Regions from separate parts of the Homo sapiens genome. Here regions 1 and 3 are each linked to region 2. A link is a loop called in an ENCODE intact Hi-C map of the cell type or tissue named here. Cell type or tissue: heart left ventricle. All regions are shown on one strand. Links, peaks and the distances in the headings refer to the core of each region. The heading gives the core; the rest is flanking DNA.

What was found. Peaks named below come from ENCODE experiments on the same cell type or tissue, not always from the same donor. Only the 100,000 strongest peaks of a DNase experiment are listed, where the experiment ranks them.
Region 1: it touches region 2 in a loop (7-fold over the local background); 50 of 110 quality-filtered maps call a loop at or near these places.
Region 3: a loop joins it to region 2, with 11 times the contacts of the local background. A loop is called at or near these places in 107 of 110 quality-filtered maps.

What each region holds. Positions count from the first base shown.
Region 1 is chr11:19,804,836-19,813,084 of GRCh38, forward strand. The region is part of intron 1 of NAV2 (neuron navigator 2); the gene reads left to right. Among named protein-coding and RNA genes, the nearest start is that of MIR4694, 49 kb to the left of the region's middle. In heart left ventricle, for the core only: a CTCF peak has its summit at 3,890 (motif pointing left); no DNase peak of the experiment used is centred there.
Region 2 is chr11:19,560,813-19,569,061 of GRCh38, forward strand. It overlaps a transcript of NAV2 not described here. Among named protein-coding and RNA genes, the nearest start is that of MIR4486, 10 kb to the right of the region's middle. In heart left ventricle, for the core only: a CTCF peak has its summit at 3,380 (motif pointing right); DNase peaks (open chromatin) are centred at 3,409 and 3,739; H3K4me3 peaks cover 703 bases; H3K27ac peaks cover 888 bases.
Region 3 is chr11:19,739,026-19,747,274 of GRCh38, forward strand. The region is part of intron 1 of NAV2 (neuron navigator 2); the gene reads left to right. Among named protein-coding and RNA genes, the nearest start is that of MIR4694, 17 kb to the right of the region's middle. In heart left ventricle, for the core only: a CTCF peak has its summit at 3,879 (motif pointing left); a DNase peak (open chromatin) is centred at 3,856.

The DNA.
Region 1 (8,249 bases), core at 1,807-6,806, 240 kb after region 2:
AGTGGCATTCTAACCCAGTGCTTTTGAGAAACCCGTAGGATCCCAGTTTATGAAGACTGTGCATTCCCACTGCAGGAGTAAAGGCCCAGAGGCTGGAAAGAGGTGGGTCTTTATGAGGAATCACCAGTAGTTGAATTGGGCTGAAGTGAAAGGGAGGAGTGGGAAATCAGGGCACCTGCTTAAGTGGCAGTTCTTGAAAGTCAAGTTAAGGAAGTAGGACTTGGTTCTGTAGGTGCTTGGGAATGGTTTCGTGGCAGGGGTGGCCAAAGGAAGACTTTCTGGCCCTCATTTGAATCTGGATGCATGCTGACAGATTCTGACAGGTCTTCCAATTTTTAAAGATTAAGTGTCAGCTGAGAGATGAGGCAGTCTTAATGATGGGTGATGGCTGATTCAGCAAAGCCAGGCATATGTAGCACCACTTACATTTTCTTCTCTCATGGCTTCTTTCTTTTCAGACCTCTTCTTATTTTTAGTTTTTGTCACTTTTATTAACAGTTTCTCCACTGTCACAGGCATTCCTCTAAGACCTACTCTCCAGCCTCACGTCTCAGTCCTCTAGGAATGAGAATTTTGAGATGGGGGTTTGGCGTCCATGGCTTCTTCTATCTTTGGAATCTGTCCCTTGGCTATAAATAAGGCTGTTGCTTAGTGCCAGTATTGATGGTATTTGCAGCTGTCCTCTGGGAGATGGACTCAGACGAATAACCCATTTTCAAGAGGACATGGCCATTAGGTGACAGCTATTTATGGTTCCTATTGACTAGGGCCAAACCTGAACTGTCACTGACATTAAAATTTCATGAGCTGTGAGCTGCCTTTCCTTATCAGGCTGTCTCTTTCCATTTATTTGAAATATCTAACCATGTTTATCTAGGTTCTTCAAAAGATAATCTTGAGGAACGCTTGTGTTGTGGCTGCTGGGACTTTACCAAACGTACTTCTCATCCCCGCAACATCCTTCCAAACCAGAGCATTCACATCTCCATTTCACAGAAGAGAACACTGAGGGTCAAAAGGTTAAACTGCTATCCCAGAGTCACCAGGTCAGTTCATAAGTGACAGAGCCAGAATTCAAACCGACTTCTGCCTAGAATCAAAGCCTGGATAATTTCCATGAAACCATGCGTGTCTGATTTCTGAACCTGGAATTTCACTACAGAGGTTTTTATTTATTTATTTTGTCCCCTGATAGCTCAGTCACTTGGAGTTAAGTAGTTGATTGAACATGCAATTTTTAAAGCTCATTCATGCTGAATTTGCTTTAGTGTGGTAGCCAGTGTTCCATCTTTATAGAGTTTCTTTCCCACACTCTTATATGAAAATAAACAAGGCCCTAAAATGTCAGGCAAGATTCCTTCTGGCTTTGTAACCTAATGTATTTTATAGATGGTTGAATTCTCCAGTGAACATTTCATTGGAAAATATTCCTTTCCTGACTTCTGTTTCTCCATCAAAGGGATATTACATTGTAAGTGATAACTATTTCTTAGTGGCCTTGACATTGCAGTTCTGTGTAGGAAATTATCCTGCATCAGTCACTTCTGTTGTCATCAGATTCCTTTCATCTCAAGTACCTGCATTTCTTCAACTTAAAATTTGGAACATGATCAGGCCTGGGGCCAGGGAGATGGAACCTCTTGATCTCTCATATCAGTGTTGATTCTTAGAAAGAAGAAGGTATGATGATTGATAACCTGGTCTTTGAAAGCAGAAAACCTTGGTCGAATGTCAGCTTTGCTTCTTGTTAACTACTAGACCTTGGCCAGATCGTGTCTCTGAATTTCAGTTGTTTTATTTTAAAGTGGAGATTCATTTCTAAAGAGGGGATGGAGAATTTCTTTTGGTATTCTCATAGAGGCTTTGTATGCTGATGCTTTGGTGAATTAGAAAAAGCAATGCTAGAGACCCTCCTTTTTGGGGAACACTTAAGCCTCGCTGTCCCACTCACCATATAATAGATTTTCTAAATATCAAGAAGTAACTTGGGTGTCAGTGAAATGCCCCTCTTTCCTCTTTCGGAGATAATTATCTATATATCTCTATGTAGAGTGTGATATGATAGCTAACCCTGCCTGGGCATCAGAATCCTCTTGAGACCCTTGAAGGGAAAAGAAAAATGGGCATCCAAACCTACTGACTCGCACACTTCAAATATGAGGCCCAGGCATCTGTGTTTCTTAAAAGCTCCCCCAGGAACTCTGATGCACAGCTAGAATTGAGACTAGTCATGTAACCAGCATGTGGGGCAAATGTGATGTGTGCATTGCGGACAAAGCCCGTGGAGTTTTCCTGCCATGGGGGTAAATGCGTTAGCAACCCATGGCCTTTCTGTTCATTCATAGAAAATCCCATGGTCATGATAATTTGCAAAGATAGTTTCACATGACAAATTAGAATATCCCTTCCACAATACAAACCAAAGCTCCAAACTGGAATTCTGGTCAGAACCCTGAAGCAGGAGAGTGAAAACAGCCGGCCTCCTCCACCCTCACCTTCCTGCTCCACCCCCAGGGAGCTACACAGAAGACAAAGATGCTTATTTAGATGCTGCCTTCTTGAGCTGGTTTCCTGTTCTGCTAAAAGCTGGGCCTTTCTTTTTTGGGGCACATTTAGGGTCCCTTTTTAGAACCCAAAATGCACCTATGTGCACACTCTCTCCAATGAGACATTTGAATTCCTTGCCCCAATGGTGGGGGCTGCAGGCCAATCCCAGCCTGGAACCATCCCTTGGTGCTACCACTGAACCATCAGCCATGCTCTTCTCTCTCCCTCTAGATTCTCAGGGCAGGAGTCAGGCCCCAGGCCACAGCATCCCTAACTGCAGGGATATCCACTGCAGGCTCCCCAGTGACCCCACTGAAGTTCTCACCCACCCACTAGGTTTGATTGGGTGAGCAAAGGATGTGCTCATAGCAGTGTTCTCCAATGATAACCTCCTCTCAAAAAATTCTCTCTCTACACGTTCACCTGTTTTTCTATCCTCCGTCTGATACAGCAGGAAAAGTCGTGAAACTGACTCTTTGATATTCCTTGAAATTCTGCATTTTGCATATTTGTCCTGTGCTTGCTTACTTTGGTAACCACTAACTGTGGTATTGGTGCCTCAGCTTAAGCCAACTTAGGAGTGGCCACTCTGTCATGCTGAATTACCTTCATAGTGGCAGGTGGCTGTCAGGTGAGATGAGCTTGGTATTGAGACCTGGCTATGCGTCCTTAAGCAAGTGTTTTAACCTCTCTTAAAAACAGGACTAGTCACAGAAACTAAGTCTAAGATTGTGAGGATTAAATGTGGCAAACACATATAAAGGACTTAGTGTGTGGCACATAGGAAGTGCTCAGTGGTACCCATTATCCAGCCTCAGTTCCACTAAAACTCCAGCCATCTTAGCTGCCCTCTTTAAAACTTCATTCACTGAGGGGCACCAGCTGGAGAGGGGTTGCATCACCACTCCATGGGGGAACACTCCTCTAGCTCAGTCAGCTCCTGACTAGGAGCTGTCAGAAGCCACCAAGGAAAGGTCCCATTGAGAACTGAGCACAAAAGCGGGGTCACAAGAGCTAACTGAATTAAGCAAGTTATCAGGCAGTAGAAAATGCAGTTAGATTTGCATCCATGAAGCAGATGGTCTGCACAAAATGATTAAATTAGTTTTATTAAGTTTGGAGGAATTAATTTGTCACTTTATTTTTTCTTTTATTTATTAAAAAAAGAAGAGATGTGAGTTTGTTATCTCTGGCAAAAGAGATTTATAGCAAGTTTATCTGCTAGTGGAAAACAAGAGTTATGGTAGGACCTTAAAAAACAATTGTCTTTTTATTGTCTATTAATAGTTGGTACAATTATGTAGAATGTGGCCCAGAGAATAGAAATGCTGCCACCTATTGCTGGTAAAACCTGGCTTATGTTTCCAGTCATATGGGGGATATTTTTTTCCCCTTAGAAATAAATCTTCACTTCATGGGTTATTGAGTATTTAATTCATTTTGGAGACATTTTTTTGCTACTGGTGTTCTTAGGATCTGATGTTTTCTAGTTTATTGATTATTAATTACAATGTCTTACATCAAGTAAACTTGAGGGAACCTCTGGCATTTTTGAGTCCTTCTTTTAATGGTGAGGAAGAACCAAATGCAGAATCTTTATCTAAAAACAAATGGGAGCTTTTGAGTTAGAGCTCAGGGTTGTTAACTGGAGATTCCCAATACTTATTGTTTGGGCACAAATAGTTCTTTCATGGCCCTTTTGAATGGATCAAAGCAAAACCTGGAGTTTTGAATGGCTTCTTTTTTGTTAAGTCCTTTTATCCTGAACAGTTACTAATGAGTATTCTAGGAAATTCATGCATGCAGGAAGAATTTCTTGTGCATAATAACTAGGGTATAAACTTTATATTCACATACCCATGTATGTTGTTTGTGTGTTTACACACACATGAGAGTTTCTGAAATTTTCTGATCTCAAATCAAACATCAGGCTAGCATTCTGCCCTTGAAATGGCTAAATCCACATGTTATCCATGGAGGATTAAGAATTGGGTTTTCAAACCTGGTTGCACACCATAGTCAACTATGGAGCTTTGTAATTGTTCTTTTTTAAAAAATAAACTTTAAGACTAGATTTAATTTTACAGAAAATTTGATAGTACAGAAAGTTGCCATATACCCCACCCATTATTAACAACTAATATTCACATATTAGTTAGTGAACCCATGAACCCACACTGAAATATTATCAACTAAAGTCCATACTCTATTCTGATTTCCTTAGTTTTTACCTAATGACCTTTATCTGTTTCAGGATCCCATCCAGGATACTACATTTCATTTAGCTCTCATGCATCCTTAGACTTCTCTGGGCTTGACAGCTTCTCAGACTTGCCTTGTTTTTGATGCTTCTAATGGTTTTGAAAAGTTATAGTTAGATATTTTGTAGAATGGACATCATCGCTATTGCCCCCCAATTGGGATTTGTCTGATGCTTTTCCCCTAATTAGACTGAAGTTGTAGGTTTTGGAGAGGAAGAACACAGAGGTAAAGTGACATTTTTCATCCCATCCTATCAGGGTCATGCTATCAACATGACTTGCTAATGTTTATGTTAACCTCGATCACCTGGCTGAGATAGTGTTTGGCCGGTATCTTCACTGTAAAGTTACTCTTTCCCTTTTTTCCATGTTTTACTCTTTGTGCAGCCCACACTTAACCTTGAGAGCAGAACATCTACATACTTTATTTGAAATTCTATTTACATGGAAGATTTTTCTCTTCTATTTATTTAGTCAATCATTTCTTTGTGGCAGTATCAATTATTTCACACTTTGACTTATAATCCAATACTACCTTATTTTGTTGCTCAAATTATTTTGAGCTTGGTCAGCTTTGGCCATTGGGAGCTCTTTCAGTTGGCTCCTGTGTCACTTTGACATACTCCATCATTGTGTTTTGGAGTGGGGATATATGCCTACATTTTGGCACTATACTGTGCTCCAGGCTTATTTTAAATTCTTCCTGCCCCAGTCCAAGAATCATTTCTCCAAGGATCCCTGGTTCTTTTGGTTGGAGAATGCTATTGAAACCAAGATCAGGGGCTAGATCTGCTTGTTGCTACTGGGCTGTTGTTATTTTTAGAACTTTTCAGCTGAAAGAACAAGGATATGTACACGTATCTACGAATATCCTATCTAGATTCCTTTACGCTGACATGCTATATAGATCAGTATGTAATTTATACTGATAAACTATACTATAGTTTATAAACTGAAAGCAGTTTTTAGTTTCTATAGAGTCTTCAATTCTAATCCATTACCACATGGCTCATCCTAGCCTTCCATCTTTGTTCATCTGTAAGCTTTCACTCCAACAGTGAGAACATCCTGTGAAGCTTGTTAATAAACACACCTGGGCCTGGGCCTTATGGCCTGAGGTTGAGGTAGATGCCCACCTGGGATTTTGGCATCTGTATTTTAATAAGCTCTACACAGATTGAACTCTCCCAATATAGGCTGTCACAATGCCATATATTTCTCCTTTGTACCTTTTGTCACCGTTTCCCTTTGGCATCTTTTTATAATATCTTTATTTGACATCCTTATTTGATTAATATCTGTCAACTCCCTCAAGACAATAGGCTCTGTGTCAGTTTTGCTCATCATTCTGTCCTCAGAAAGGGTGCATTGTAGGTATTTATTAAATATTTGTTGAATGAATGGGTGGAATGACACACAGCAACACTGAGGAGGAAGAGAAAAATGTGTGTGATTTATCGAACTCTTCCTACATGCTAAACGGCTGTCTAGTTGCTTTCTAAATATTATCCAGTTCAGGGATTTGAATCAGGTCCGGCTGACATCAGAATCCACACCCTTTCTGTTGTGGAGTTCCTGCTGGTAGGAAGCCTCTTGTCTTCTGCTTTGCATGTCATGGGCTCTCCTACTGGACTGGATGGAGCTGTGTGGGTGGCCAAGGAGGAGGTCAGAGGGGGAGAAATGGCAGCACCCATTTAGAGTGTCACCCAGGCCTCATTAGGAAATTGACTCCCATTTGGTTTGGGAAGGGGGGTGTTTTTTCCTGCCTTTTCATGCTCACAATGAAGGTGACATTGATTTACAAGTCAGTGGGTTGGAGCAGGGAAGGGAGGCTTCTATGGGTGGAAAAGATCAATTAAATGATTATCCCAGCTGCCACACACTAATGCCTTTCTTACTGAGTTTCAAAATCAGGAAGCAGAAGGTTACCACATTTAGCCTTTTACAGGAAATCTAATTGCCAACCTTGTGGTGCCAAGGTTTATTAGATTGGGAAGAGTTGCTCTTAGTGGCTGGCAGTTTCTGGCATGACAGAAAGCTTTCCACTGGCCACCTGGAATTGTAAATGACTGCCTCCTCTTCCTTTTTGCGTGCTTTTGCTAAAGTTTTATGCAGATAGCCTTTTGTGATTTTTATCTTTTTGTGATTTTTATCTGGATTCTAGGGGGATGGTACTTAAGCTTGGTAAGCAGTCAAAAAAAATATTTATTCAATTCCTACTATGTGCTATGCCCTGGTCTAGTGGCTGAGAACTGCAGTGGTGAGCAAAACAGATACGCGTTGTCTTTAGAATCCTTTGCCTGGAATGGTCTTCCTATGGCTTAGTGGTTCCCAGACTGTAGTATGCATGAGGACCACCAGAATGCTTGTTCAAACCCAGTCTGCTGATTATTTTTTCCATCGCCTTTCCATGGTCCTGTCCACATTGAAAAAAGGCAATCTCAAGAGCAGACCAGAATTCAGTCCAGCAAGCAACTCTTGCACAAATTGCACGGCTAAGCTGCCACCCCCCACAATTTCTGATTCAATAGGCCTGGAGTGGGGCCTGATAATCTGCATTTATGATGAGTTCCCAGGCCATGCTAATGCTGCTGGTCTGGGAGAACCACCCCCTGAGCCTTTGCATGGTTGCTCTCTTCTTATCAGTTGGGTCTCTAATCAAATATTACCTGCTTAGAGAGGCCATTCTTGATTTCCCAACCACATTATCCCTCCACTCCTGGCCATTCACTCTCTAATGCATCTTCATAGCATTTATTATTCTCTAATATTAGTTTGCTTATTTTTTATTACCATTTTGTCTCTCTCTCCTACCTCTCATCCTCAGTAGAATAAAGCCTCATGAGAGCACTTCCTTAGACACTGTTGAATCCTCTAAGATTATCAGAGTACCAGAGTATGTGCTCAATAAATACCTGAATGAATTAAATAATTACAAGAGTAATGAGTCATATGAAGGAAAGACCTAAGATGCCTTGGTAGTGTAACAGGTAGACCTAAGGTGGAGCAAAGATATTGCATTTCATCCTACTTGGAGCAGTTTCTAGATGTGGCCTTAACACCTGATTTAAACACTGCATACCAGAGTTTTGTCTTCAAGGTTACAGGCTGTGGGATTTGTCTGCGATCATAGCAGGCCACTCTGGATTTGCTTAGTTTTTCCATCGCCTTTCTATAGTCCTGTCCACAATGAAAAAAGGCAATCTTAAGAGGAGACCAGAATTCAGTCCAGCAAGCAACTCTTGCACAAATTGCATCATGAAGTTGCCAGGCCCCTATCTCTGAGCTTGGCAGGAGGCAAGGCCTGAAATTTACTTCTTCTAATAACCTTCCACCTGAAGCCTATACTCATTCCCTTGTTGGAATCTGGAATCCGGCACCCATGCCAATGTCTCGGTAGCCTTTTCATAACCTCTACAAAGTTGAATGAAGGCTCAAACT
Region 2 (8,249 bases), core at 1,286-6,285:
AATGCTCATGTCAGTACACACTAAGTGGGCAAGAGGAAAGTGCATCAACAGCAAGGTCCCAAAGATAAATAAGTTTGAGAAACTCTGGGTTAAACAAAATTGAACAGGCTTCTTTCTTCAGGACTCTTCCAAGAGTTTTAAGTGCCTGGCTGCATAGTGAATTTCAAAGGGCAGGAAAGGATATATGTGCAATGTTTTCCAAACTTCCCTGACCTCAGACCCTCTTTTTCCGTTAAGACCAGTGTTCTTCTGAATACACCTGGCAAATTCTGGATGGATGACCTCAACCATCCCTTCCGATTCTAAATTTCAGCTTGGGTCTCTAAGGTCAGAAAGAGGCATTTCTGATAGAAGATAAAAGACAGAATGTGTGTTGGGTCTTCTTCCTTTGATTGTTCACTTTCATCAAAATGATGACTAATTCTGTTCACATGACGGTACTGCTCAGTGTGGTCAGCTGTGAGTGAAGCCGGATATCTGGGTGCAGCGTCTCCTAACCAGTCACGGAGAGTCGGGCGGGAAACCAGGGAAGGGGGACACTGCTGGGCCCACCTGTTATTTTGGGAAAATCAGGAAATTGTCTGGCCCTTGTGTTTGCTAGCCTCAACCTTCACATACATATATGAAATTCAGAAATCCAAGGCTTATAGCAAAGGCCACTTGAACTTGACCTTGCTTTCATCAGCTATTTAGTACAATATATTCAGTAAATTTCTCTTGTTAATCAGTGAACATTGTGTAAGCACCTATTATTACTAGATATCAGTAAGTTAATTATCTTCATCACTCTGTTTAATTTAGATATGTGTTTGGGGACTCCCTGAGATCTAAGTTAAATTGCCACGGATCCCAAATTCCATAGCCTGTGGCTATCTGAAGCCCTTCCTAAGATTTCTGCTTCTTATACCACTTGGCATTGAATTCCTTGAATGGGACCTCTGCCTTGCACTCTGTTTTAACCCCCTTGAGGCTCAGGGAGGTTAAGTGACTTGGCCAAGGCTCCACAGCCTGCAAGTCTGGCTCAGTTACGGTTGCCACTGGGCCTTGGCTAAGAAGAGATCCTGCCCCACTGCCCCAGGCTACCATCCCTGGGGATGATGAAGGGGGCTCCTGGAGATGAGGGCTGAGGTCTCCAACATTTTTCTACTTCAGGCTTTTCTTCTCTCCTGCCATTGATGGGCCTGGGTGTCACCCCATCCAGAGATGCAGGCACTAAGCCTCTGGGGGTGAGGGCCTCGTGCCTCCACACTGCATTCATTTAATCTTCCAACCATTTCCCTGGCAGTGGTAATATACCCATTTTACAGATACCCTTATAAGGATTAACTAGTAAAAATAACAAAAACCATCACAACAATCCACAGTTACAGAACTCTGACTGTGCCAAGTGTTATCTATATTTTCTCATTTAGTCTCGCAACATCCATATATAGAAAGACGGCACCTGCCTGTGAGGTGGATCATGACAGAATCAAGTTATTATGCCTGACCACCAACCCTTTGGGGCAAATCCGCTCTCAGAGGGTGGAAAGTCTTGTTGACAAGCAGAGTAGCCCCTGGGGCCTCAAGCTTTTGGGGCATCTCTGGGGGCTCCGGGCATCCTTTAGGGCAGGATAAGATACTTACAATAAACTCTCTCTTTGAGACATGGATTGGGTCTTCACTTAATGTTTTTGACTCTTCATATTTTTTTTTCAGTTTCAAGTTTTGACAGCCCTGGAGCTTAGGCACTAAATCAGCAACAGAATAGGATTCTAAGATGTTTGATTAGGGATTAGACCTCTGACACATGGCTTGCCCAGAGCTGGCTGATCTAATACATCTCAGAATCCAGGAAGAAAGGGACCATGTACCACAAAGCCTAATGCCTCATTGTGAAGAGAAAAATGAAGGCCCTGTGCTGGTGTGGATTTACGCAGCACTAAAGCAATAGTTCTCAGGTCAGAGCCCAGGTTTTATGTCTCCTAGTCTATAGATCTGCATCAGTAGCACCTACAAGACAGGGTTGCTTCATAACCAAGTTCCATTCAGAGCCAATCATATGTATTAATGGTGTGGTCAGTAAGATGTCAAGGAATCTCTGTCTATCCATCTAATCTCATGAGTTTTCTCTGGGTCCTAAAATAATGTCACCTTCAAAACATGGAGTAGGCCCTGCCAAGACACCTCACCTACCTAGAGAAGGTATTAAATACATTACCAGCAGAGACCCAATTAACATCTGGACCTATCAGAAAGCAGAAGCTGGGACACTGGATAGCTCAGTTTGATTGCTATGAGAGCTCTCAGGAAAACAAAAGAAATACAAAAGTTTGGATTGTGGGCAGATAGAATTTTCAAAATTTAGAGAAGATCCGAAATCTTTTCATTGCTTAGATGGACAAACCAAGACCAGGGAAAAGAAGTGAATTTCCCACGCCTGCCCAATAGTCAGGACAACACCTTCCCTACCAGCTCTCCATCACTTCCCCAGTCTCTCTTCCCAAACACAGCTCTACCAGTAATACAGAGTTGGGTGCCAGGACTCAGGAGTCGGAACCCCATTACACTTAGGCTAGATCTTTGTGAATATTGAGGCTAAGAGTGGAATTTAGTCATGGTCTCCTTTTGACACAGAGGGACCTTTATAGACCAGAGTCGATTTTTGTCTGTAACAACTGTAAAGTAAAATGAACACCTTGGTTGCTACTTGAGCCCTTGGATCGGGATGCACCTGGTGGGCTGCAGTAAATCTTGAAGTAGCATCCATTAATCAGCTACACCAGAATTCACCAATGTGCTTGTTAAAATGCTGAGTCCTGGGCTTTATTTACCCAAGACCCATTGAATCCCGGGTCTATGGGGCATTTTAATATGTATCCCAAGCGATTCACATGCCCCCAAAAGTTGGAGAACCGCCACTACAATGGAAGATCTGGAGTTAAGCTTGCCTGGGTTCAAATCTGGGCTCTGCCAGTTACCAGATGTATGAACTTCAGCATGCCTGAGCTTCAGACTCCTCCTGTAACATGAAGAGAATAGTAATAACTACCTCACAGGGTTATTGAGAGAGTTAAGGGAGGTAAAGCAGGAAAAATGCTTAGCATTGGGCTTGGCACCTTGCAAATAAATATTAAGCAAATCAATTAAAGCAAAGCAAATATATTTAATAAATTAAATATTGAACAAATAAATATTAGCTGCTACTGTAATGTCGTTCTTTAGATACATTCCCTGTCTTCACCTGTTCACATGGAGGCCAGCTGCAGCCTCTGCAATCAGGAGCCCGTCCCCACCTGAACCCCCGACCCCTACCCCTCCAGGGAAGATGAGCGGCTGTGAGAAGCCTGGCCTACCCATTCTGTGGCGGGGGCTTTGGGGAGTGCAGTGACAAGAGCCACCAGCAGGGGGAAGCATAAACACATTTCAGGGCATAGCGCTGGTGATCCTTGAGGGTGGGGCGCTCTCTGGGGGAATGGGCTGAGGCTGGGATCAGCGTTTCTTCTCGAATTTTCCCCCCACTGTGGACAGGAATATCTGGTGATGCTCACAAGACAGAATCCTGCTTTTCCTCTAATTGCTCAAAAAGTGAGACCCTGCGCTGGCTGACACTGGCTCTTCCCTGAAGCCTCAGGAAGCGGCTCATTAGCTGTTAATTTTATTTTCACCACCCAGTCGGGCTCTGGCAGGCCCTCGGCAGAGTGCTGGCTGCCGGGCCTTTCTAAGGAGACTCTTGGCAGAGCTCTGATCTGGGCGTCGTGTTCTTTTTCCATTTGGAGGAGCAACTGCGTGAGGTGCCTCACCAGACTTAGCGAGAGGGGCTGAGGGGCGGGGCGGGGCCTGAGTGTCCAGACCTGCCCTCTAGTTCCCTTCCTGCCGTCCCCTAGAAATCAGGGGGCCGGGAGGTCCGCCGCCGCTTGAGTGCCCACCGTGTGCTATTCTGTACCTCCCACCGGGCTCCCCAGGAGCATGTCACAGAGGGGAAGGCTGAGGCCCAAAGAGGTCGGGTGACTTGCTCAGAGCCACGCAGCCAATGAGCAGCAAAAGTAATAATGACACTGGGCCGGGCGTGGTGGCTCACGCCTGTAATCCCAGCACTTTGGGAAGCAGAGGCTGGCGGATCACCTGAGGTCAGGAGTTCAAGACCAGCCTGGTCAACATAGTGAAACCCTACCTCTACTAAAAAATACAAAGATAGCCAGGAGTGATGGCAGATGCCTGTAATCCCAGCTACTCGGGAGGCTGAGGCAGGAGAATCTCTTGAACCCAAGAGGCAGATGTTGCAGTGAGCCGAGATCACACCACTGTACTCAGTCTGGATGACAGAGTGAGACCCTGCCTGCCCCCTCTCCAGAAAAAGGTAATAATGGCACCGGCCGCCTAGTGTGTGCCCAGTATGTTGCCGGGATCCATCGCTGTCCTTTTACATATGTTTACTCCTACATCAATCAAATCTGTAAAGCCCAGTGGCTGAGGTTAAAGCCCATGCTTTTCTTCCTACTCCGCACTGCCTCGAAACCCTTGGAAGTACTCTTCTCCTATTTCCCTAATCTTTCAAATTATTCAAATTCCCATTTGTTCTCCAATTAAAGGTCCCCTCCTCCCTCTTCATCCAAGAGTCCTTTGGTGAGAGCTTCGGTAGTGGCTTGATCACATTCTGAATTTGAGATTTGCTTGTAATTAGCAGTCTTGAAAACACCAGTTCTTTGCTAGGCTCTGCTCCCAGGAACCCAGGAGTCAGGACATCTGAGGAAGGGCTACATGCATCACTGATCTCTCCCTTAACCACCCCTTTCATAGGTATCTGGAATAAGCTCAAATTTCATTGATTTTCCTATGGTGATAAATTGACAGCCCGCCTTTTTTTTCCACAGAAATTAATGCCAGTAAAATGACTACTACAGCCCACTCCCTGCTTTGAATACACCATTAAAATAAACCATGTCTGTGTGCAAACATGTGTGCACCCAATGAGATGTGCTTTTCAAAGACACTGTCATGCAATGTACACAACACTGTGCAGACATTTCAATTTTCCTCCTGGCTGTCTCGCCATCTAAAGACGAAATGCTCGATGTGGCCTGGCATCCAATGGCAGCTGGAGGAAAAGAACTTGCGACTTCGTGTTTCTCCTCTGGAGCTCTGGGCTTGCTCTCATTTGCACTGGTGAATTGTAATGTCAGCAACCTATGGATAGACCGCAGGACACTGGGCTGCAGCATGAAGAGCTATCCAAGGAGATTTTATTTTATTTTATTTTATTTTATTTTATTTTATTTTATTTTATTTTTTTGTGAAACAGGGCTTCGCTCTGTCACCCAAGCTGGAGTGCAGTGGCACCATCACAGCTCACTGCAGCCTCAACCTCTGGGGCTCAAGCAATCCTCCCACCTTTAAGCCTTCTGAGTAGCTGGGACTACAGGTGCACGCCAACACACCTGGCTAATTTTTTTTGTTGTTGCTGTTGGTAAGAACAGGGTTTCACCATGTTGCCCAGGCTAGTCTCAAACTCCTGGTCTCAAGCAATTCACCCACCTCGGCCTCCCAAAGTGCTGGGATTACAGGCATGAGCCACCACTCCCAGCCCAAGGTGGTCATTTTAATGTGCAGTTGTTACAGACAAGCAAATGATCTCCAGTTTGTAAAGATCTCTCTGAGTCAAAAGGAGACCATGACTAAATTCCACCTTTAACTTCAAGGTGATCCATAAACTTGAGGAGTTTTGCAAACGCCATTTGGCTCAGTTACTGAGATTCTTTGTGTCATTTTGGCAGCCACCCCTGTGCCTGAGACAGGGAGCTCAGGCAGCTGGTTGGAGCTGCTTGTGGATTCAGATATTCCAGAACTGCCGGTTATGTAGGAAGTTCATGCTATAGAGAGGAAGATGAGTATGAGACAGAGAATCCATATTTATGAAACACCAGACATTATCCTGGGCACACTCCATCCTCACAGCCATGTTGTGAAGATACTTACATATGCTCTGTCCAGCATCCAGGGAAACTAAGGTCTAGAGGGGCATGATAACTGGCCCATGGTCACCAAGGATCTGAAAGACACACCCACAAAGGCCTAACTCAAATCCATGTATTTTCACCATTGCCTGTGAGAAAGAATCTTCCATATATTATGTTTATTTGTTTGCATTTATTTGTTTTATGAAAAAGGTCTACACTTTCTGCAGCTGTCACTTTTGCAGGCAATAAGGATACCTTTCTGGAACGAGAAATCTACATTAGACCAGAGACTGGATGATGGAGGGCTGTTTCTGTAATATTTATCCCTGCAAAGTAAATATTTCTGTCTCCACCATGTTCCAGAATTTCCCTGCTGACAGCTTCACAGATACTTCTTTTTCTCCTCTCTTGAACATCCAGCTATTGCCGGGGACAGGATGACCGGGTGCAACTGGTTCTTTTCACTTTTGACTGTGGACTTCTTGCAGCCAAAGAAAGAAAGGCTGGCCAGTGATCCACACTGGGTGAGGATTGGAGGCCAGGGCTGTGGAAGGGAAGTGTAGTTTGCATCCTAAGTGGTGATCCCAGGGGACAACCGACCCACTAGAGAGCAAAACTGAGGCTTTCCATGCAATGTTTTGGACCAATGTATATGGTTCCCTGAAGTCATCTTGCAGATTTATTTCTGTAATGTTCTCACATTTATTCCCTTCTCTCTTTTCCCATCAGCACTGTCCAGAGAGGTTGAGTGATTTGCCCCAGGTCACACAACTAGTAAGTGGCTGAACAGGGCATTAATTCTAGGCTTTCTGCCTCCCTGGTTTGTGAGCTTAACCATTGCACTGTAGCTCTAAGACTCTTGGTGAGCCAGGCCCCCCTTTGTCCCCAGCCTTGGCCCTCAGACATCTCACTATGGCCCTTTAACCTCCAGCCCTGGAGCTTAATTCAGTCCCTCTGATAGACCACATTCTTCCTTGTCTTTAGGTCTTTCCATAGGCTATTCTGCAATCTGGAACTCATTTCCTCACTTTACCCTCTCTTTCAAAAAGAAAATCCTCCAGGAACCTACTCACAGTCATGCTCAGGTTAAAGTTCCTCCTTCCGAGGGGTCTCCCATCACTGACCTTCTCCCCAGGCTGCATACACCCTGCCTCATGCCCAGTCAGGGGCTCTGTGTACCCTCGCATCCTAACACCGATCACACTATAGTGTAACTTCATATTTCATATTCTGTCTCCCCCTGGCTGTGCACTCTCTGAGGGCAGGTGCTTGTTCACAGCTGTGATCCTGCAGCTGATGCAGCGCCTGGCTCACAGTAGGTGCTCGGTAAATGTTGAATGGATGAAACATGAATGAGCAAGTCAGAGAACCAGTGCCTGTGCCCATTTGCCCCTGTTGTTCCCTTGGCCTGGCACATTCTTCTCTAGGCTTTGGCACAAGCCACAGCTCACATTCTTCCTTTGAGTATCACTCTGTGAAGCTTAGGAGGCCACCAGGGCTGTCTTTGGGGGCTCAGAGATCTCTAGGCTCAGGCAAGGATGCCCAGTAAAAATAGTTTTTGTAGAAATGAGCTCCAGTACTGAGACCCTGAGAGAGGCTCTAGACGTGAGAGACTTGGGCTGTGGAATCAATGTGAAGCCTGGGAGGATTCACACTCGAGGAAGGACATGGAGCAGGCAGAGTTAGAGGTGAGGGTGTGTCTGGAGCCCAGTTCTGGATTGTGATTGTGAGTTCTGGATGTCCAAGCTGTACAGATGGATCTTTACAGTGGCAAAAGCCAACTTGACCCAGAAGTCCAGAGCATAAGAGGCTCTCTCCTGGAGCACTGTTTGTGTCAGACCCTGCTAAGCACTTCACAGACTTGATCTCATTGACTTCTTATGAAAGCACCTCCCAGGTAGGTCTAGTCCCGGTTCTTTAGTCCCCCATTGAAGGAAGGGGAGCAAAGATGGTGAGCACTTGCCCAAGGTCTTAGTTACATAAGGCTGAGCCAGGTCTCAGAACCCAAGTCTGTGCTGCTAACGTCACCTCCCCATTCACGTTGGCCACACTCTGAGAATGCAAAGGTGAGGTCTCTCTAATTCTAATCTAAGTGGATCTGATTAGGAGTTATTGGGCCAAAGTCATTAACTTACATTTCAGATGTACTGCCCTGGGTCTCCTACGCATCTTCTATGTGACAGGCAGCATTGGAAGAAAGCAAGGCTCTATCTCACCCAGCATATGCTTTTCAGGTGCTGAGCACAGAATGCTTGGGCCCAGCACTTCAGAGAAGTCAAATGGATCCAGCTTCTGCATGGTCATGAAACTTAT
Region 3 (8,249 bases), core at 1,807-6,806, 180 kb after region 2:
CAAAAATTAGCTGGGCATAGTGGCACACGCCTGTGGTCTCAGCTACTCAGCAGGCTAAGGTGGGAGGATCACTTGAGCCCAGGGAGTTTGAGGCTGCAGTGAACCACGATTGTGCCACTGGGCTTCAGTCTGGGTGACAGAGTGAGACCCTCTGTCAAAAAAAGAAAAGAAGATACATAGACAACTCTTACACACTTCCCTTGTAATCCTCCCAACTTGGTCAGTAAAATTTAAAATCATTTATTGAACATTCATATATACTAGATTCTGTGTTACTCTCTTCATATTCTCAGTTAATCATCGTAGCAACCTAGAGCATTCTCATTTTATTTGCATTTTAATGATGAGAAATGAGTAAAGAGAGGGCTAGATGCCCAAGGTCACACAGGAAATGACAGAGCAGAGATGTAAACTCAGGTCTGTCCCCCTTAATTGTTACTTCAGAGGTCACGCTGGGGACCCTGAATCCCCCTGTTTTCAGGGTCAGTAGCGAATTTTTAAGCTGAGGGGTGTAGCTGATGGCCCTCAGACTGAATCAGGTCTGTGGAGACATTTGCTTATCTGGCACATTGGTTTAGAAAATTTTTAAAAATGATTTTAGAGAGTGTTCTCTGTTAGCCACAGTATCCACCATGCTCATATGTCTTATACCTGGTCAGCTTCTTGGCCCCTATGGGAATTTGAGTTTATAATCCCTAGCTAAACCTCTCTTTTGCTGGAGTCAGTGATGGAAACAGAGGAGACTGGTAGTGTCCTAAGGAAAAAATGCTTTATTTTGCCCTCTGAAGAAGGAAGCAGCGGCTGGCAGCTCCAGACTTCGGCCAAGCTGGATGGAGGAACTTCTAAGAGGGCCCTGGTGTTTGCTTTTAGGCTCAGAACCCAGCTTTCATGAATTTAAATTTCACAGTAGATCTGAAGAGGACAGTGGAGGGGAAACTGTATTATCCTCTCCTTGGAGAGGGAAAGGAAGGTTCTCCCTGTTTATTCGTACTCCGAGCAGGCTCCCCCTGGAGGGCAGCCACTGGGAGCTTGATGGGGAATCCTTTGTACTGCGCACTTTGGAGGCATCTACTAGAAACAAAGTACCCTGTGACATGCTGGAAGGGATCTCCGGACAGTAAAACATACAAGGAACAGACCCAGGGCAAACTGTACTTATTCATGATGGGCCCTGAAGTGTGAAGGGGTTTATTCAAAAGAAGTAGGTAGGTGGCATTCCAGGTAAAGGGGACATTGTGGGCAAAGACATGGGGATGAAACGTGTGCTGTGTCAACTCAGGGTTAAATGGATTAAGGGCAGTGCAAGATGTGCTTTGTTAAACAGATGCTTGAAGGCAGCATGCTCCTTAAGAGTCATCACCACTCCCTAATCTCAAGTACCCAGGGACACAAACACTGCCGAAGGCCACAGGGACCTCTGCCTAGGAAAACAGAGACCTTTGTTCACGTGTTTATCTGCTGACCTTCTCTCCACTATTATCCTGTGACCCTGCCACATCCCCCTCTCTGAGAAACACCCAAGAATGATCAATAAATACTAAAAAAAAATAAAAATAAAAATAAAAAGAACACAGGAGACATATTCAGGCAAGGAGATTTACTGATATTTTGCAGAGGGGAAGAGTACAATGGGGGAATTGAACTAGAAACAATACTTCCTTTGGTAGCCCAGTCAGCAATAATAGCAAACATTTATTGAGTGCTTACTGTATCTCGGGCATGTTATCAGCATGTGACATATATTGTTTTCTCCAGTCCTCACAAAAAGCCTATAAGGTAGACACTATTACTATTGTTATCATCTACATTTGCAGATGAGGAAGCTGATGCAAAGAGCTCACAGCCACATTCCAGATCACCCAGCTAGTAACCCAGGTATTATGGTCTTAGAGCCCAAGAGCCCACACTCCTAACCTCTTCTTCCTGCTGCTTCCAATAGCAGCCAACAGTCTGGGTGACTTATCAGTAGAAGGGATGTGAGATTGTAGCAAGAGATCAAGTGAGAGGAGTTTAGATCCTGCAATGGCACCATTTTCAAAGATGGGAATGTAACCTTTTCTGACATCAAGGCTGTCTCCTAAATGGCCTTAGCCTCCCCCTTACAGATTTTATTTTTTAATTTTTAATTGTATAAATTTAAGATGTACAATCTGTTTTCATATACTTGTACATAGTGAAATGATTACTACAGGGAAGCAATTTCATATGTCCATCATCTCATATAAGTATCTTTATGTGTGTGGTAAGAGTACTTAAAACCTACTCTCTTAGAAAATTTTCAGCATACAATATAATATTAACTATAGTCCTCATGCTGCACTTTAGATCTCTAGATTTATTTATCCCACAGAACTTCAACTTTGTCCCCTTTGTTCTATATCTCCCCATTCTTTCCCCCACTTCCCTCCCCCACTTCAGGTAACAACTGTTCTACTCTCTGCTTCTATGAGCCTGGCTTTCTTTCTTTCTTTCTTTTTTTTTTTTTTTTAAAGATTCCACATATAAGAGAGATCATGCGGTATTTTTCTTTCTGTGTCTGGGCTTATTTCACTTAGCCTAATGTCCTGCAGTTTCATCCATGTTGATGCAAATGGCATGATTTCCTTCTTTGTAAAAGTTGAATAATATTTCATTGTGTATGTATGTATCATGTGTGTGTGTGTATATATATATATATATATATATATATATATATATATATATCACAATTTATTTATCCATTTATCCGTTGATAGACATTTATGTTGTTTCCATATCTTAGCAATTGCAAATAATGCTGCAACAAATAGGGGAGTGCAGATATGTCTATGAGGTGCTGACTTCATTCCCTTTGGGTATATACCCAGAAGGGGGATTGCTGGGTCATACGGCATTTCCACTTTTAATTTCTTGAGGAACCTCCATGCTATTTTTCATAATGCCTGCTTTCCCAAAAACAGTGTTCAGGGGTTACCTTTTCTCCACATCCTTGCCAACACTTGTTATCTTTTGACTTTTTTTGGATGATAGCCATCCTAACAGGTGTAAGGTAATATCTGCATCTCACTATAGTTTTCATTTGCCTTTTCCTGATGATTAGTGATGTTGAGCACCTTGTCATACACCTGTTCTCCCCTTCACCCCTCCTGAGCCCCTTATACTCCAGCCCAACCAAACATTTTTGGAAGACCATGGACTCAGCAGTCATCGGGACTTGGGGTCAAATACTGGCTCTACCACTTCCTACCTCCTGTAACTTTGGGCTAGTTACTTAACCTCTTTCAGTCTCAATTTCCTCATCTGTAAAACAAGGGTGATAAAAGTACTTGCCTCATACATTCTTTGTGAGAATTAAAGAAGACAAGTGCAAGGCACTTAACACAGAGTCTGGCACATAGTTAGTGCCCAATAAACAGCTACTTTAAGGCCAGAATAAATTTCACACATGGTCATCATCTAGCTCTGGGATTGGCAAGGGTGTGGGTGTGGTTTGCAAGGAAGACTCATGGACTGCCTGCTACCCACTACGTGAGGCGCTCCAGGTAAGAGCTGGTGGCTGGCAGTTCATGCCTCCTTGTTCTGCTTGGTGCCTATGTGGATGAGGCACTGGTTCCAGGGAGGTTACAGGGCTGGTTCCCCTGTACCAGGGCACAGCCTGGTATCAGCTCTGCCCATCTCTAGATAGTGGGAGCAGGAATCCTTCAGTCCTGATGCACAGATGGGCAGGAAATCTAAAAGCCACCTCTGCCCTTGTCCAAGCCAGTCCACATGTGGATTAGAAGCTGCAGCTCTGCACTGCTGTACCTGGAAGGCACAGACAGGCAGACAGGCCCATGTTCCTGTCCACTTTGGTGGCTGTCCTGGCAAGCTGTGGCTACTATTGCCACCTGGTGGCGTTTCACAGCAACACATGCATGGAGACTTCTGTAGTGTCTTATTAAAGATGTCAAAGTTTGTAGCATCCTGGGAATTGAAGGTCCACTTCTACCTGCTCACAGTGCGGAAGGCAAAACCAAGATTAGAGAAGGAAGAACAGTGGGGTTTAGGAGAAAGAGCACTGTGAGAGTTGTGTAGCCTTGGTTCAAATTCTACTCCCCCTATTTGGGATTTTGGACAAATGACAACCTATGTGAACTTGTTTCTTATCTAAAATGTGGTGGAGATCCTCAACATTTACTCATAAGGCCACTGTGAGGCTCCTATGAAGGGCTTTATAAACTGCAAAGGACCCTACAGGTGGAGAGGTGGTGGTTATAGCTGTTGCAGCTCCAAAGTGAGGCCAGTACTTCTGAACTTGGGAGTCAGGGGTCTGGCCTAGCATAACCAACCACTACCCAAGCCTAGCAACAAGACAGATGGCAGAAGGAATGGATATGAGCTACTCCCTCTTTGCTGGCCCAGGATATCTCCAGGGTGGGTGAAGCACTGGGGTCTTCCACCCGTGCTGTGAGTTCCTGGTGCTTTCTCCCTCCTGGGTCTTGCCTGCAGTCTGCTCACACAAGTGTAGCTTCAGGTGGGAATGCCTAGTGCCTGCAGTTGTCAGTTCTAGGCATGAGGAGCTTGTGTCTGGGTTTCCCCAAAGGACAACATTCTGGGTCTCAATGAAGGACAAGATGCAGAATTCCAAGGCGAGGCCACAAAAAAGTGCTGGGCTTAGCCTAGAGCTACCTCTCCAGCCCCAGGAATGTGACGGTATCTGGACCTGGACACAAAGCATTAGCTCATCCCTTCTGATGATAGACAAAGAGCCTAGTGCTCAGAGTTGGGCAGTCATCCCGGCAGCTTCTCACTGTCCTGCCCAGGCAGCTGTCTGGACTGGTCCAGCCCAAAGAGCCTGGAGTGTCTACTTACCCCACTGGCATGGAAGGTTTGGGTCAGGCCAGGGTCATCCCAATCCTCAGGCCCTAATGCTAAGCCCATCTCACAGGTACTCGGAGGAGGAGTCCTATTTGGGTTGTAGTATGCTTCCCCTCCACTGGCCTCAGATACAGTTGGTTTACTGAGCACCTAATATGTGTTAGATAAGGTACAAGATGTTTTCACAGAGATTATCTCATCTCTTCCTCAAAGAAGCCCTGGAAGTGTGGTGTGATTGTTCCCATATTACAGATGAAGAAACTGAGGCTTACAGAGGTTCAGTCACTTAGTGAAGTGGGAGCTTGGTTTTAAACCCATACTTCTGCCTCTAGGGCTTGCCTTTGTGTAGTTTAAGAGTGAAAGACTTTCCAGAAAGAGACCTGGAGTGAAGGCCTATCCTAGGGATGAGTTGCAGGCCTTCACTGTGCAGAGTAGAGGATGCCAATGGCACACTTTGCCAGAGACCCATTGAAACACTCCCCAGTGCCAGCTGTTGGCTGTCACTCCTTCCATCTCCCTGTCCTAAATACCTCCAGAAGGTTTAGTTCTGACACCACTCATGTGGGGCCCATTTAGAGAGACAGTGAGTTAGGGAACATGGCTGAGGATGGAGGAAGGAGCACCACTAATTGTGGTAAACCCATAATTAGTTCTCTGCTTATGGCTTCAATCAGTACTTTTAATTTAAAAGGTAATATCTGTGGATTTTTTTTTTAAAGATTTGTGACATGGGTATAAAAGGAATAGAAAACACTCATGTTTTCTCCAACCAACCTCACCCCACTGTCTCAGAAATCACCTCTATGAACAGTTTCTTGTGCATCATTCCAGAAAATTTGTACAAAAACAAGTATATTCAAATACATCTATCCTTTCTTTACTCCAGTTGGAATTTCACCATCCTCACCATCCTACAGAGGTCTTCTTTCATGCATCATCATCTCTTAGGCATCTCCTGACATAGATGTCAAATGCCTTCTCTTAACTCTGCACTGTAGACTATTATATGGCCATTGTCCTCCTGGTAGGCATTTTGGTTATCCTGATTTTTTGCCGTCATGAACAATGTGCTGATTACACCTCTATTTTTGCACAGTTTCCCATATAGGACTGTAAGATAGGTGGACTCCTGAAAGCATAATTATTGGATCAAAGTACATGCTTTTTAGATTTTACTAAATATTCCCTATCGCTCTCTAGCAGGGTTGTACTGTCACCAGCACTAGGAGTAGAAATGATCTCCACATGGAAGATGAGTCCAGTAGTCATGTGGGACAGTTGCTGAGAAGACATGATTTCAGAGGCACCCAGAAACTGCTCATGATCCTGTCCCCCTCAGGAATCTCCCCTTTCCGCCTGTCATGGTGTCTGGAATTCTCATTCATTCCTTGACCTGTGGCATTGTCTCCAGAAAGCTCAGGTGTTTATTTTATGACTGCATTTGCAAAAGACAAATATAATCCAGGCTAAATTGTATCCATTTCATCCTTCTGGTTTAAAAAACAAATTACAACATTTCCTTGGGCCCCTAAAACTATCTTGGCTCCTAAGCATTGTGCCTACTCTGCCTAATGGGTAAGTTGGCCCTCGATTTTGTCCCCAGAGTAGCCCTCCACACACCTGCTTCCCTACATGTTGTCACCATTCCTGCCCCTGGCTTTTGACACTGGAAAGGTGTAAAATACAATCTTTCTTGGGGGTAGCCGGCTATCACAGAAAGCGGTGGTCCCCAGCCTTTCTGGCACCAAAGACCCAGTTTTGTGGAAGACAATTTTTCCATGGACAGAGATGCAGGATATGGTTTCGGGATGAAACTTTTGCACCTCAGATCATCAGGCATTAGATTCTCATAAGGAGTGTGCAACCTAGATCCCTCGCATGTGCAGTTCACAATCGGGTTCACGCTCCTGTGAGAATCTAATGCCACCACTGATCTGACAGGCAGAGCTCAGGTGGTAATGCTCACTCGCCCACCACTCACCTCCTGCTGTGCAGCCCAGTTCCTAACAGGCCATACAATGGTACTTGTCCATGGTTCAAGGTCTGGGGACCCCTGACATAAAGCACTGGGCAACATTTGGATGGGATCAGGGCTGACCGTATTTACTAACAACTGCAGAATCCTGCAGTTTCCAAAGCATTTTTATCAACATGATTTTCTTAAAATATTATGCCCATTTTACAGATTAGGGAAATGAAGACACTAAAACAGAGAAGAGAAGTGATTTGTCCAAAACACAAAGCTAGTAAGAAATAGAATCATAGGGTCAGGTCAAATGCAGCCTCGGCCCACTTCACAGCTTCCAGCACAGTTAGGTTCTGCTGGATCTCATGATATATCTTTGTCCCTGAACATCTCATATGTGTGGCATTGCAGAAGACATGCTGACAGTGTCACATCCTGACAGGTGCACAAGTGGAGCTCAACATATTTGGGTGGCATATGGAAGCTAATTGCAGCCGTGGTTCCCAAATCTCTCCCCAAGTAACTGACTTCAGTATGCGTTTGTATGTTTTTTTTTAACTAGAGTAAATTTGATTGTCACACATGCCTCCAATCTTATTTTAATGTAAGTAGAGCATGATTGGAAATTCAGAATTAGACTGCCCAGCATTAATTACCTCTCAACTACACTTTTTATTTATGGAGCATGTTTACTGTCATTAATGAGGAGAACGCTAGAAGGGCATGGAAGGAGGATTGATCAAAAGAAGGTGGATTGAATAAGTAGTTATGGATAGGGCAATTTGAAATGGATTTATTCCTTTTTAATTTAAATTGTATCTGATTTCTGCATTCTGATTCTTCTAACCCCTTTGCCACATGCCCCCATGTTCTCTTTTTGAATCTTGCTCTCATTCACCTCGTATTGCCCCATCCACAGTGTTAATAAGATAATGTCCAGGATGCCCCCTAAAATTGGTACTCCTGATTGCAAGGGGCTGCAAGATTCTCTCATCATGTCTGTCCCGGCTTAAAAAAAAACATGAAGATTATCACTGTCTACCTTTTATTGAACACTCTTTTTTTAATTTTATTATTACTATACTTTAAATTTTAGGGTACATGTGCACAACGTGCAGGTTAGTTACATATGTATACATGTGCCATGTTGGTGTGCTGCACCCATTAACTCATCATTTAGCATTAGGTATATCTCCTAATATCTATCCCTCTCCCCTCCCCCCACCCCACAACAGTCCCCAGTGTGTGACATTCCCCTTCCTGTGTCCATGTGTTCTCATTGTTCAATTCCCACCTATGAGTGAGAACATGCGGTATTTGGTTTTTTGTCCTTGCGATAGTTTGCTGAGAATGATGGTTTCCAGTTTCATCCATGTCCCTATAAAGGACACGAACTCATCATTTTTTATGGCTGCATAGTATTCCATGGTGTATATGTGCCACATTT